2 separate regions of the Homo sapiens genome follow, and region 1 is linked to region 2. The links are chromatin contacts, found by Hi-C or POLR2A ChIA-PET in ENCODE. All regions are on one chromosome and are shown on one strand. The core of a region is the stretch at or near the end of the contact, and the rest is flanking DNA. Distances in the headings are between cores, read along the strand shown.

Region 1 (5,972 bases), core at 2,057-4,556, 110 kb before region 2:
GGAAGCATGGTGCTGCATCTGCTTCTGGGGAGGCCTCAGGAAGCTTTTACTCATGGTAGACAGCAAAGCCGGAGCGGGCATCTTACATGGTTAGGAGCAGGACCAAGTGTCGGGAGGAGATGCTACACATTTTCAAACAACCAGATCTCACAATAACTCACTCGCTCAGGATCAGGAGAACAGCGCTGGGGCGCTTGTGCTAAACCATTCATGAGAACTCTGTCCCCATGATCCCATCGCCTCCTACCAGGCCCCATTTCCAATATTGGGGATTACAACTGAACATGAGATTTGGGTAAGGACATAGATCCAAAACATATCAAAAAGCAAATACATATACCATAGCTTTCTTGTTTTCTTCTTCCACTTCACACATAGCAATACTAAAGCTGAGCTTTTTGACAGTGGTGGCAATGGTAAGAACAATGACAAATAGGTCACTTCAATAAAGAAATGATAATGAGGTGGGAGAGTTCTCTGGCCCCCCCTTGCAGGGTGTGTGACAAGGGGTGCAGCTCTCTGTTCGACCTCCATGAGCTCAAACCCCTTACGGGAGGGGGAGTATGCAGACAGGCAGGTGCAGGAATTGGGGCGAGCACTTTTGGGCTCTGGCCCCACAGCAGCGTCTAGGGGTGGGTGCCTGCAACCCTAGTGTTACAATGCTGTTTTAGCTCTGCCATCCACAGATGGCTTAAGTGTTAACCAGCTCATTGGCCCCTTGGTACCCAGGCATCCCAAAAGAATTGGGTCACACACAGACTTGAAGGATGAATGCAGGGGTTTTATTGAGTGGTAGAGGTGGCTCTCAGCAGGATGGATGGGGAGCTGAAAGTGGCAAGGGAATGGGAAGATGATCTTACCCTGGATTTTGGCCATCCAGTTGCCAAACTCCTCTCTGACTGTCCCCAGCCAAACTCCTCTCAGCCTTCAGATGCTCCTTCTCTTCTCTCTTTCTCTGCCTCACCTTTCCGCCATTCATCTGTGTGTCTCCTCATCTCCTAGTCTGCCTCTGGAGCCTGGGGTTTGGGGTTTATATGGGTACAGGTTAGGGGGTATGGTGGGCCAAAGGGCAACTTTTTGGGAGCAAAAACAAGAATGCCTGTCCTCATTTAGGGCCGTGGGTATCCAGGCTTGAGGGTGGGGCCTTTGCTGGGGAATCGCCCTCTTCTACCCAGTATTTCCCTGTCTTCTGTCCATATCAGCAACTCACTCAAACCTTACTTTTGAAGTCTCTTTTCTGACTGGATGGTCAGCAGCCTTCACTCTTCAAATAGGAAAGGCCCAAACCAAGGGTTCCCCAACTTGCTCCTCTTTTCATGTCATCTGGATTAGTAAATGATGCCTCATTCAATCCAGTGCCTCAAGCCAGAAACTGGGAGAGATCCTTGACCTTGCTCTGTCCATCAGTCATCCTGTCCAATCCATCACCAAACTGCAAATAGCTTATCCACTTCTCTCAATTTCCACTATGGCAGGCCTTGTCCAAACCTTTATCAATCCTCACTGAGCTAGTGCACAAACTTCCTGAAGTCTCTCCACACTCACTCCCTCATCCTACCTCCTATCCATTCTCCCCACTGCAAACAAAGCAATCTTTCTAAAATACAATTTGGATCGCTTTATTCTCATTCTTGAATCTCTTAAGGGGGTATTCCCATTGCATTTAACATGATGTCACCAATCTTTACTCTGGTTTATCAGATCCCACGTGAGCTCTCCAGCTTCCTCTCCCACTCATTCCCCAACACCATTTCCTCCTCAAGGCTTCCTCATATCTCTCCATATTATGCCCAGGCCCATCCTGGACCCGGCTAACCCTTACTCATGCTGTATCTGTCTGTGTAAATGGCATTTCCTCGGACAGGCTTTCTTGACTCCCTCCTCCGAAGTATACCAGGCCCCTTTGTAATCATCACAAATTACAATTATGTGTTTGATTGTTCACTTAGTTATAACCCCTTTCTCTCACGAGGTTCCATGAGGGGATAGAGCACTTCTGTCTTCTTCATTACCATAATTCAGTGCCAACCACAATGGCCAGTCCACTGTATGCAAATGTTTGTGGAATGAATAGCCAGGTGAGGTCCCCTTAATGGAAGTTTCCTTCTTCTGGTTTATTTCCATCCTATAAGCTATTATCAGGAGCAACACTGAGGATGATCATTTCTTTGTACGTTTTTCACTTTTGCAAGAGCTCTCCCTATGAAGAGCTTTTCCATTTCAGCCTAGATAGGCCTTATTTGAAAGTGGCCATCTCTCTTCACACGCACCCTCCTTTGCTTAGAGATGCAGAGAGTTTAAGACTTTGCCAAGGGAGGTATGTCGTCAAGACACTCGACATGGTGATGTGGAGCAAGGCTCTGGGTCAGTCTCTACTGAGGTTTGAATCTTGGTTTTGTCCCTTTCTAGCTAATCGACTTTGTGCAACTAACTTGCCTCAGTTTTTTTCAACTCTAAAATATGGATAATAATATAATCTAACCAATAGGTTGTCTTGAGGATTTAATGAAGTAACAAATATAAAACGGTTAGTACAATGCCTGGGACATAGCAAGTGCCTGATAAACATTGACTCCTATTAATATGTTTCACTGAATCCCAGAGGAAAGTTTGTTCACGTGCTGAGTTCTAGGGCTGGAGAATTTCAGGGAAGGCATCTTTCTTTGTCTTCTGTCTCCCTTTCCCTCTCATTTACTTTACCCTATACCCCCATCCTGATGTGCTGTGGTCCCAAAAGGCGGCAAGCAAAACTATGATAGACTGTAATTCCCTACCTTAATAATTTGAAGTCATAAGCAGATTTGAAATTTACAAGCCAGCAGTATAAAATTGCTGATGACCATTGCTTAAACTTTGGCAAGATGAATTATGTCTAGAAATAATTAGTAATATGTTAGTCAAGTCACTCCTAGATAATGTTGTTGCATTGCCATTTAGTGACAGTTCAGGAGAGCGCCCTTACAAGAGGCTCTGTAGGCAGAGAGTAGGTGACATTAACCTTCTAAACAGAAGCCGCTGCACACCGAGTGCCAGAGTACCAAGAAGAATTTAACATTCCACTCCTACCGCCGTCTCCCACTTCCCGGCTTCGGCAAGGTGGTTTTAAAATGAGAAGCACATCCCGAGTACTCTGTGTAGGTGGTGGAGTGGGAGGAGGTGAAATGCAAGCTTTATTTTCCCGGCTGCCTGTCATCCGATTCCCCGCTTTCCTCCGACTTTCATGAGTGATGAGGTCATCCCGGTGCAGGAAAATCAAACTCCTATTTTTCAAACCCAATAAAGGCCAGCATTGTACGTCTGCGTAAACAGAGAGGCCAGACGGGCAGGGTGGCGGGAGGACCAGTGGCCCGCCCTCTGGCGGCCGCGAGAGACAGCGTGCCCCGCGCTCCACCAAGCCGCGACAGGGAGGCGGGGAGGGTGCGTGCGAACATGTAAGTTAAAATTAGATCAATAGTCAGCTTAGCGGCCTCAATCAATGCTTCGCAGGGAGAGCATGCAACCATCTATTTATAAGCTAACACCGGCATTATCTTCCTCTTTTAGGACGCAGAGATCCATTACTGCGCGCGGCGGGGAAGAGGACGCCGCCGGGAGCTGGTGCGTGACACACTGCAGCCTCGCGGGCTGCCCGGGACTTCATCAAGCCCGGGTCGGCTCGGGGCGGGCAGGGGTAGGATCCATACCGCCGAACTGCGGCCCCGCTGCTCGCAGCCGCTCTTCCGGGAGCGCCCGCTTAGGACTCACTCCCGCCCATTCCTTACCTCGATGGAATCCTTAGCCCTTAGAGAGAGGGCTAAAAAACAAATAAACAAACAACAGACAAACAAAAAAAAAACCAAATTCCAAATGGCCCCCGGACCCTCCCGCAGATGCAGGGCGCACACTGGCCAGTTCTAACCATAGACTTGACTGCATGTTGACAAGGGTTTCCAACCTAGCTTCCCCGAGGTACTGCATGAATCAGTCCTTGCTCAGATGGTGGTTGCTGTAAATAGCTGCAATTTCCCTCCTTCCGTCTCAAAGCACGGATGGGAATGGATTTGCAGCAGGGACTCTGCATTATATTTAAGGTCTTGGTGAGATGGACACGGGCTCCATCAGCTCCAGACTTCCTGGGACATCTCGGCATTTCCAGGTCCGTTTGCCCCAATGGTGGAAGTCACCGCCCATATATGAGGAAATAAATGTCCACACCTAGCATTTGGGATAACGTGGCTAAATTGTTTTCAGTTTTTGAAAGACGCTGCAGAAAAAGAGGCAAAACCTGATACAGCACAGCAGCATGCCCCTCCCGCCCCCAAATACGAGATCGAATCACATTTTTAAGGGAAAAAATAGGCATTCTCATCTTAGATATGTATGTAGCATATTTTATAATATATATTTTTATCTAAAAATTATGCTTTTCTGTATTTTACAACTTTCTTTATTAAGCATTTTTATTTTGTGCTATTTTTTACAGTAAAAACTCTGAAGACCCAAAGAAATTTAATATTAGCTTAAATGTACATTAGATATATTTATAGAATCAATTTATTAGCTGCTATATTGTTTGACATAAAAGGCTTTTGAACTAAAGATAGAAATGGAAGCATTCTTCATTTAGAAACAACCTTTCTCCTCTTCTTCCAACTCTTGTTGGCTTACCTCCAAAATATATCCTGCATCTGTCTTTCTCACCACCTAGACTGCTCCTAGTTTAGTTACTGGTCACCCTTCATCATCATTCACCTGGATTGCAAAAATAGCCTCTTGTCTGGTTTTCCTGAATTCATTTTCTCCCCACTGCAGTCCTCACTTGCCACATAGCATTTTAAAAGATTGCTCTTTTAAAATGGAAATCAAATCCTATCTCTTCTCTTTTTAGAACCTTCAGTGCCTTCCCATGGCACCTTGATTAGACCCCAAGTTCTTCACCATAGCCAAAATGTAATGTGCCATCTGCCCCATCCACCCTCGCTCATCGCTCCTCATCTCATATCACTTTTTCACTTGTCACAGCATGCTTTTACATATCCCTTCTTTCAGATCCAAAGCCCCACAAGCTTATTTCTGTCTCCTAATCCCAGCTCTTGCTATTCATTCAGTGTGGAAGATCTCCTTCATAAATTCTTCGCAAATCTACTTCATTCTTATTCCAGCCTCAGCTCAGGTATCAGAGCTGACCACCTTCTGTCCCAACCCTCAACTGTACTCATTATCACATTACCCTATTCCATTTCAACACAGTAATTAATTGACATTATTTTATATATCCATGGCATTACCAGGGTGTTCTCTGTCTCCACACACTAGAATGTAAGCCCCATGAAAACAGGCTCCTTGTCTTTCTTGTACACCGTGATCTCTCTGGGTTCTAGAATAGTGCCTGGTCCATAGTTGGAAATCAGTAAGTATTGATTAAATAAATTATTGAGTGTGATTTCCTAGTGTCTTGTTTGTAAAATGCCACTAATAGCATTCTGCATACTCTGCCATGAGTTTTATAGTTATTTTTATGCCCATATGCTTCCTCCTCTCTAGTGTGAACTCTACGAGGCAGGATCATATTTAGTTCATTTTATTCTCCATGTCCTTATGGAGTCTGGCACATTACAGATGTTTAATACATTTTCTGGACTGAGTTGCAATGAGTAAATGGGTAATAAGATGATATAGTATGACTTTACACCAAGTCTAACCTTTCACCTGGGGACATGCAAAATTATTATGTATCCAGAGGAACAGGTTGTTGCTTTGACCCCTGTAACATCGCATACACATACACATGGACACACATACACTTGTTCTCGATATTTTCAAAGACTGTTCATATCCATTATTTTATTTGATCTCCAAGCTGGTATGTATAAGCAGAAGCTCAGGGGCATTAATTGACCTGCTCAAGCTTACATAGCTAATATAAAGCAGAGACAGGGATAGAGCTTACTACTTTCAAACACCCACAAATATGCACACATAAAAACACACAC
Region 2 (5,378 bases), core at 118-2,617:
CTAAGCCTGGGGACCTAGGCAAGGCCAGAGGAAAAGCTGACGAAGGGAGAGGAAGAATCAGAAACACTCATTTTCCTCTGGCTGTGAGCAGAATTCACCTGAGATGCACCCGGAAACGGGTCTGTTGCTTATTTTGTCACCAGGGTCTGGGGTTGCCCATGTCCACAGAGCCTATCAGGTCATGAGGGACAGACCTAGCAGTAGCATTTCCATGGCTCTCTACCAATTTTCACTGGTCCGTTGCTTGATATTCAAATGAGCACCTTTCTCACTGCCAGTGAAGGGGCTGCTCCCCTGTGGAAGGTATCCTGACAGGGAAAGCTTGGCTTAAAGAATTGCTTGTCCTGTGATTTCTGACCTATGATTTGCTATTTAATCCTAAGTAGCTATTTTTTTAATCAAAAGTTTCAAGTTTCTCCCAACACCACCCTTTAAAAAAAAACTGTTAAGAAATGGGGAAATGTGTGGATTTAATTTTTTTTGTTTTCCTGCTTATGACTGGGGGGGAAGAATGTATAACATTTGTTGAGCTTCTAGTTATATTCTGCTAGGCCCTTTTATATACATTATTTTATGTAGTCCTCAAAACATTTCCAGAGCCAGGCATGGTGGCTCACACCTGTAATGCCAGCAGTTTGGGAGGCCAAGGCAGGAGGATTGCTAGAGCCCAGGAGTTTGAGGCCAGCATGGGCTACATAGTAAAACCCGGTCTCTATGTCTCTGCAAAAAGTTTTAAAAAAATTAGCCAGTGTGCTGGTGCATGCCTGTAGTCCCAGCTACTTGGGAGGCTGAGGCAGGAGGATTGCTTGAGCCCAAGAGATCAAGGCTGCAGTAAGTCGTGATCATGCTATTGCCCTCCAGCCTTGGTGACACAGCACTACCCTGTTTTAGGAAAAAAAATTCAGGATGTATGTATTACTATTTTAAAAAATGTCCTATGTAATAAATGAGGGGATCAAGGTTCAGAGAAAGTAAGAAATTTACTAAATTTATATACCCCATCTTGGAGGGACTGTGTCTGATCCTGACTGTATTCTTCGGCCTTGCATAGCGCCCAGCACAGAAGAAATGCTCAATAAATAGCTTCTGATAATGTTATTTCCAGGGTAAGAGAGCCAGTAAATGATGAGCCTTTCATGAAAGATTTAAAAAAAAAACACACCAAAAAAACCTTGTGAGATGAAGAAAAGAAAGACATTTGCATCAGTAATAGTGAAAGAAGAAATTACTTTGATTTGTAGACCATCGCATCTTTCTTTCAAGGATTTGGCTTTATTTGGCGTGGTATCTCACTTGTCTTTTCACCAGTCCTGGCAACATTCCTGACAAGTGAGAGGAAGTGAGACAAGAAATGATACAGTAAGGGCCAAGTACGCAACTCCAGGGCCAGGCATAGTCATTGCCTGCTTGGGCCCCACTTCCTTCCTGCACCCCCGGGGTCATCAAAGCACACTCTCTCTTCAGATTCCTCTGGAGACAGGGGTTTCTGCCTCTTACCCCATCCCCTTCACCTGGGAGAGAACTGTCACTAAACTCAGCAAGGAAGACTTTCTCACCTTGGGTTTTCAGTTAATGGGGGTAGACACAAAACAACTAAGGACATTGACTGCGGTAAGGTATTTAGACAAAGCAGGTAGAAACAACCCCTGACCCCCAATCTATCTTCCCCACATCTGACCTTTAATGTGTACTAAACAAATTTAGTTGAAAAGAAGCAAAACCTTAAGTAAACATTTTGCTGCACATTTATGTATTGCTTTTATTGTCAGAAAAAAAATAACACCACATTGATACTTTTAGCTATAGTTCTAGATACAAGCTTTGCTTATATTAACCCAAAATGGTATGTTTGCATCAGAATCACAGAGTAAGAGTTATAGAAGTGGCTTTACAGTCACAATTCTTCTAGAAGATTTCTGTACTCCAACTGGAGATCTATAGACCTGTCCACTGCAGGGCAATGGGAAGTTTGCATGAGACTCCTAAACACACACCCCTACCGCTACCCATCTTGAAAGCTTGTGTGAGACACAGAAGTCTTGATTAAATGCAGATGACAGTGTCCTGAGTTGATTTTTCTCATTTAACATTAGACTGTCTTGATTTAAGTAGCTCAGTAAGAAGTGAGACATAATTGGGTCTTGCTTTTAATTAAACATAGACATATATTTATTTATTTACTAGTACCATTGAGATACTGCTTAATTTTCATTAATGCTGTTGACTTTTTCTCTCCTTAGAACAACATTCTTGTTAATCGTGCGGCTGCAATTAGTTGTCCTGTGTTTATCTTTCCGGCTCCACAGCTAATTCCAGCGTAGAACCAATTTATTTATAGTTTTCACTGCTCAGAACATCCTACCCACTGAAAATTCACTGATAATGCCATAACTCAGAGTGTCCTTTTATTTCTGGGTGGAAGGAAGCAAGGGATTGGTTTGGAGGCAGAAGCGAGAGGGAGGTATCAATAAGATCCTCTTCATTCGGTAGCATAGAACGGCAATGTTCCTAATGAAGGACACAAACATACGCTTTCTGATAGAATCATGATGCTGGTTTTGGCTCTCTGCATCACTTTCAGTTCCCTCAGAGGCAGACCACAGCCTAAGAAAGAACTCTAGTATAGTTATTACATTCCTAAACACCAAACAAACATAAACAGGGAAGCATCTTTTAGTGGAATGTGACATGCTGATTCACCACACCTCTGGCCAAGTTGGGAGTCAGGAGCTAAACTGCCCACATATTAGGACAGTTTAGGTTCCCTTTCTATGGAAAATGTATACTTCTGTAAGCATTAAAGGCTTAATAGAAAACCATGCCTTAAAATGGACTTGGGGCCTTTAATCAGGCTCTCTTAAAGCAAGTTTCTGCGCTCCACTCGAAGGACTTAGGCCAGTTAGCCTCGCGTGGTGTTTTATTCCTGCTTGAACTGGGCACCATCCGTGGCCATATGAGTAGGTGGAGAAGAGGTAAATAGAAGCCACTTCCAATTCACAGCATGTCACCAGCTGCCTTTTCTGCGTTCCGCAGCCACTCAGGAGGACTGATGGAACAAGGACTCTAATCATTTTAGAGAAGAGAGCAGGCTGATTACAGTATAAACCTAAGCCTTTCAAAACCCCCGACTGAAATACTTCCATTTGCTAAATAATATTTACTAGGCCTCAATATTTTCAACAACCATCTTCACTCCCAAATACTTGGATTTAGTTTCTGCTGGTTATTAGCCTAAAGACAGCTCTAAGTTCTTAATCATATTCTTTCTGGTGTGATTGGAGAGCCTGCTCTTAACATATTTTCAGAGGTCTTGAGAATCTGTCACTGACGTGAATAAATAAATGAATGAGCTGAGTGATGTTGGCAGGAGGCACGGGGTCCCAAAGCCTCTGTGTGTGCTACAGGAGTGGGATCCTTTCCTTCCACCTTCTTTGCATTCCAGGAAAGGGCAAATAGGATTACCCAATGCCAAATGTCACCTTCTGTCCTCTGCTTTCATTAAGGAACCGGAGGGTGGCCTAACATGAATATTGTGCTTGGAATGAACATGTCTGCAACTTAGCTGCACTTGTTATATTATTTTATATTCTTAGTCATTTTGTGTCCTGTTTGCTTCTTTGCCAATAACCCAGCATAGGAAAATACATATTCCAGCATATGTTATGTTCATCGCTAGACTGTGTCATGGTAAGCTTTTTCCACCTTGGCCAAAGTATAATAAGAGGAAAAAGATAAACAGCTTACACATATTGAGAACTTACATTGAGCCAGGCACCATGCTACCCACCTGACATGCTTTCTCTCATTTAATCTCCATTTTACACATGAAGACATTGAGGCACAGAGAAGTCAGGTTACGTGCACAAGGTCACACAGGTGGGGAAGTGCAGGCTGGGGCACTCGGCTCTGTGCACATTGCCTCTCTTCTAAGTGCCTGCACTGACAGCCAATGCTTTTCATCAGGTGCTCAGAAGAGATGAAACCTAGGAGCACAGGAAGCACCTCTACTCCATGGAAAAAGAAGCAATTATCAGAAAACATCGAAGCTTCTGTGGCTGTCTTTCAAGGGCAAGAATAAATGCGGTGAACTATCCTTGAAGGCACTAATAACTGGGCTGCTGAACACCACCACGGCGATTATTGTTTTCCGGGCTGACACTCGGCCGGTTTTTTCTCCTTTTTACTTTCAGGCTAATAATTAGATTTAAATCCGTGACAGGACTCTAACCATCACCTCAGGGGGTTCTAGATTTCTTTACTATTGCTTGCAAAGATTTCATTTTAAAAAAGCCCTTTGAAACTATAAGTAAGTTACACTAGCAACAGCTTTTAAAAAAATCTATTATCTTATTGAGTCTTTTGAAGAACATATGCTGCTCTCTCCCTCCTAACCTTGAGAGACCAACCCTTATTTTTATCTCCAATTTGAAGAATAAAAAATGCCCAGGAGGACGAGTGAAGGCAGAGTCATAAAATGTGGTTTTCACCAGCACTGATGTCACTGCCAGGTTGATTTGGACAGCCCTCGGAATGTGTTGAATCAGGAATTTCGTTTCGTTTTTTGATTACAAAAATTTTTTCCTATGTATAGTGAAAATTATTACGGTGGCTTTGCTTCTCAGGGGTTGAGGAGAAAGAACTGTTCTTTATATGAGTAAATGACGCTCTTGACCTCTGTGGCAGGTTGCTTTGAGCAAGGCAGTTAGAGGCGAGGTTTCGCAGAGCGCATTTTACCCACCACAGCCCTGCTCTCCTCGGATGCCCATGCCGATGGGCGAGTGCACTCACCTGGCTGTGACCGTGGAACGCCGCTTTTCTCAGTGTGAAGACACCTGGCCCAAACAGGGCACTTTAAACCCTTTGAGGAATAAGATGGAGTCATATAAATAAGTAACTGGCTCAGGTGAGGACCCACTGGCAACCTGGCCTCATTAGCACTGTTAAAGCAACAGAGTCGTCTCCCTGGAGGCTCTGTCACACACGAAACATCTGTTCTGGGGCCTTTCTGTCACCTTATGACTGCTCTGGAGAATCCCAGTTGCTTCTGAGGAGAAGACAGAGAGCCTGTTGGTCTCCGTACTGAGTCTGATCTATCCACACAATAAAGAAAAACAATTCTACCCAGAGGCCCTAGGATAAGCTGTGGGAAACTAGTCCAGCCAAGCCCTTCAGCGAAGGTTTTTCTGGAAGAATGTATTTAATACTTTTCCAGAGATATAAAAAGAATACAAGAATATTTAATTTTACTTGGCTGGGCGCGGTGGCTTACGCCTGTAATCCCAGCACTTTGGGAGGCCCAGGCAGGTGGATCACCTGAGGTCAGGAGTTCAAGACCAGCCTGGCCAACATGGTGAAACCCTGTCTCTACTAAAAATGCA

What was found. A loop is a pair of places that touch in the nucleus more often than their neighbours do. ChIA-PET counts read pairs that join two places held with the same protein, here RNA polymerase II (POLR2A). Pooled maps may share reads with other maps.
Region 1: a map of naive thymus-derived CD4-positive, alpha-beta T cell shows a loop between it and region 2 (2.2-fold over the local background). The contact joins two enhancer-like sites. A Hi-C loop is called at or near these places in 6 of 168 maps with a recorded cell type or tissue (CD14-positive monocyte, CD4-positive, alpha-beta memory T cell, CD8-positive, alpha-beta T cell and 3 more) and 3 of 50 pooled maps. POLR2A ChIA-PET finds 5 or more read pairs at or near these places in 3 of 52 experiments (CD4-positive, alpha-beta T cell, PC-3 and Panc1).

The regions. Positions count from the first base shown.
Region 1 is chr3:107,924,330-107,930,301 of GRCh38, forward strand. It overlaps LINC00636 (long intergenic non-protein coding RNA 636), which reads left to right. Exons shown (of 3, transcript NR_015394.1): 3 at 3,544-4,578. Among named protein-coding and RNA genes, the nearest start is that of LINC00636, 44 kb to the left of the region's middle. RefSeq lists enhancers at 2,891-3,512, 3,101-3,190, 3,201-3,260. Within about 2 kb of position 3,307, at least 4 of the 41 ENCODE cell types and tissues checked have a DNase peak (open chromatin) inside an H3K27ac peak, as active enhancers do.
Region 2 is chr3:108,034,569-108,039,946 of GRCh38, forward strand. LOC124906265 (a long non-coding RNA gene) reads right to left here and starts at 5,359. Exons shown (of 3, transcript XR_007095995.1): 1 at 4,789-5,359; 2 at 1,230-4,004. Within about 2 kb of position 1,368, at least 2 of the 41 ENCODE cell types and tissues checked have a DNase peak (open chromatin) inside an H3K27ac peak, as active enhancers do.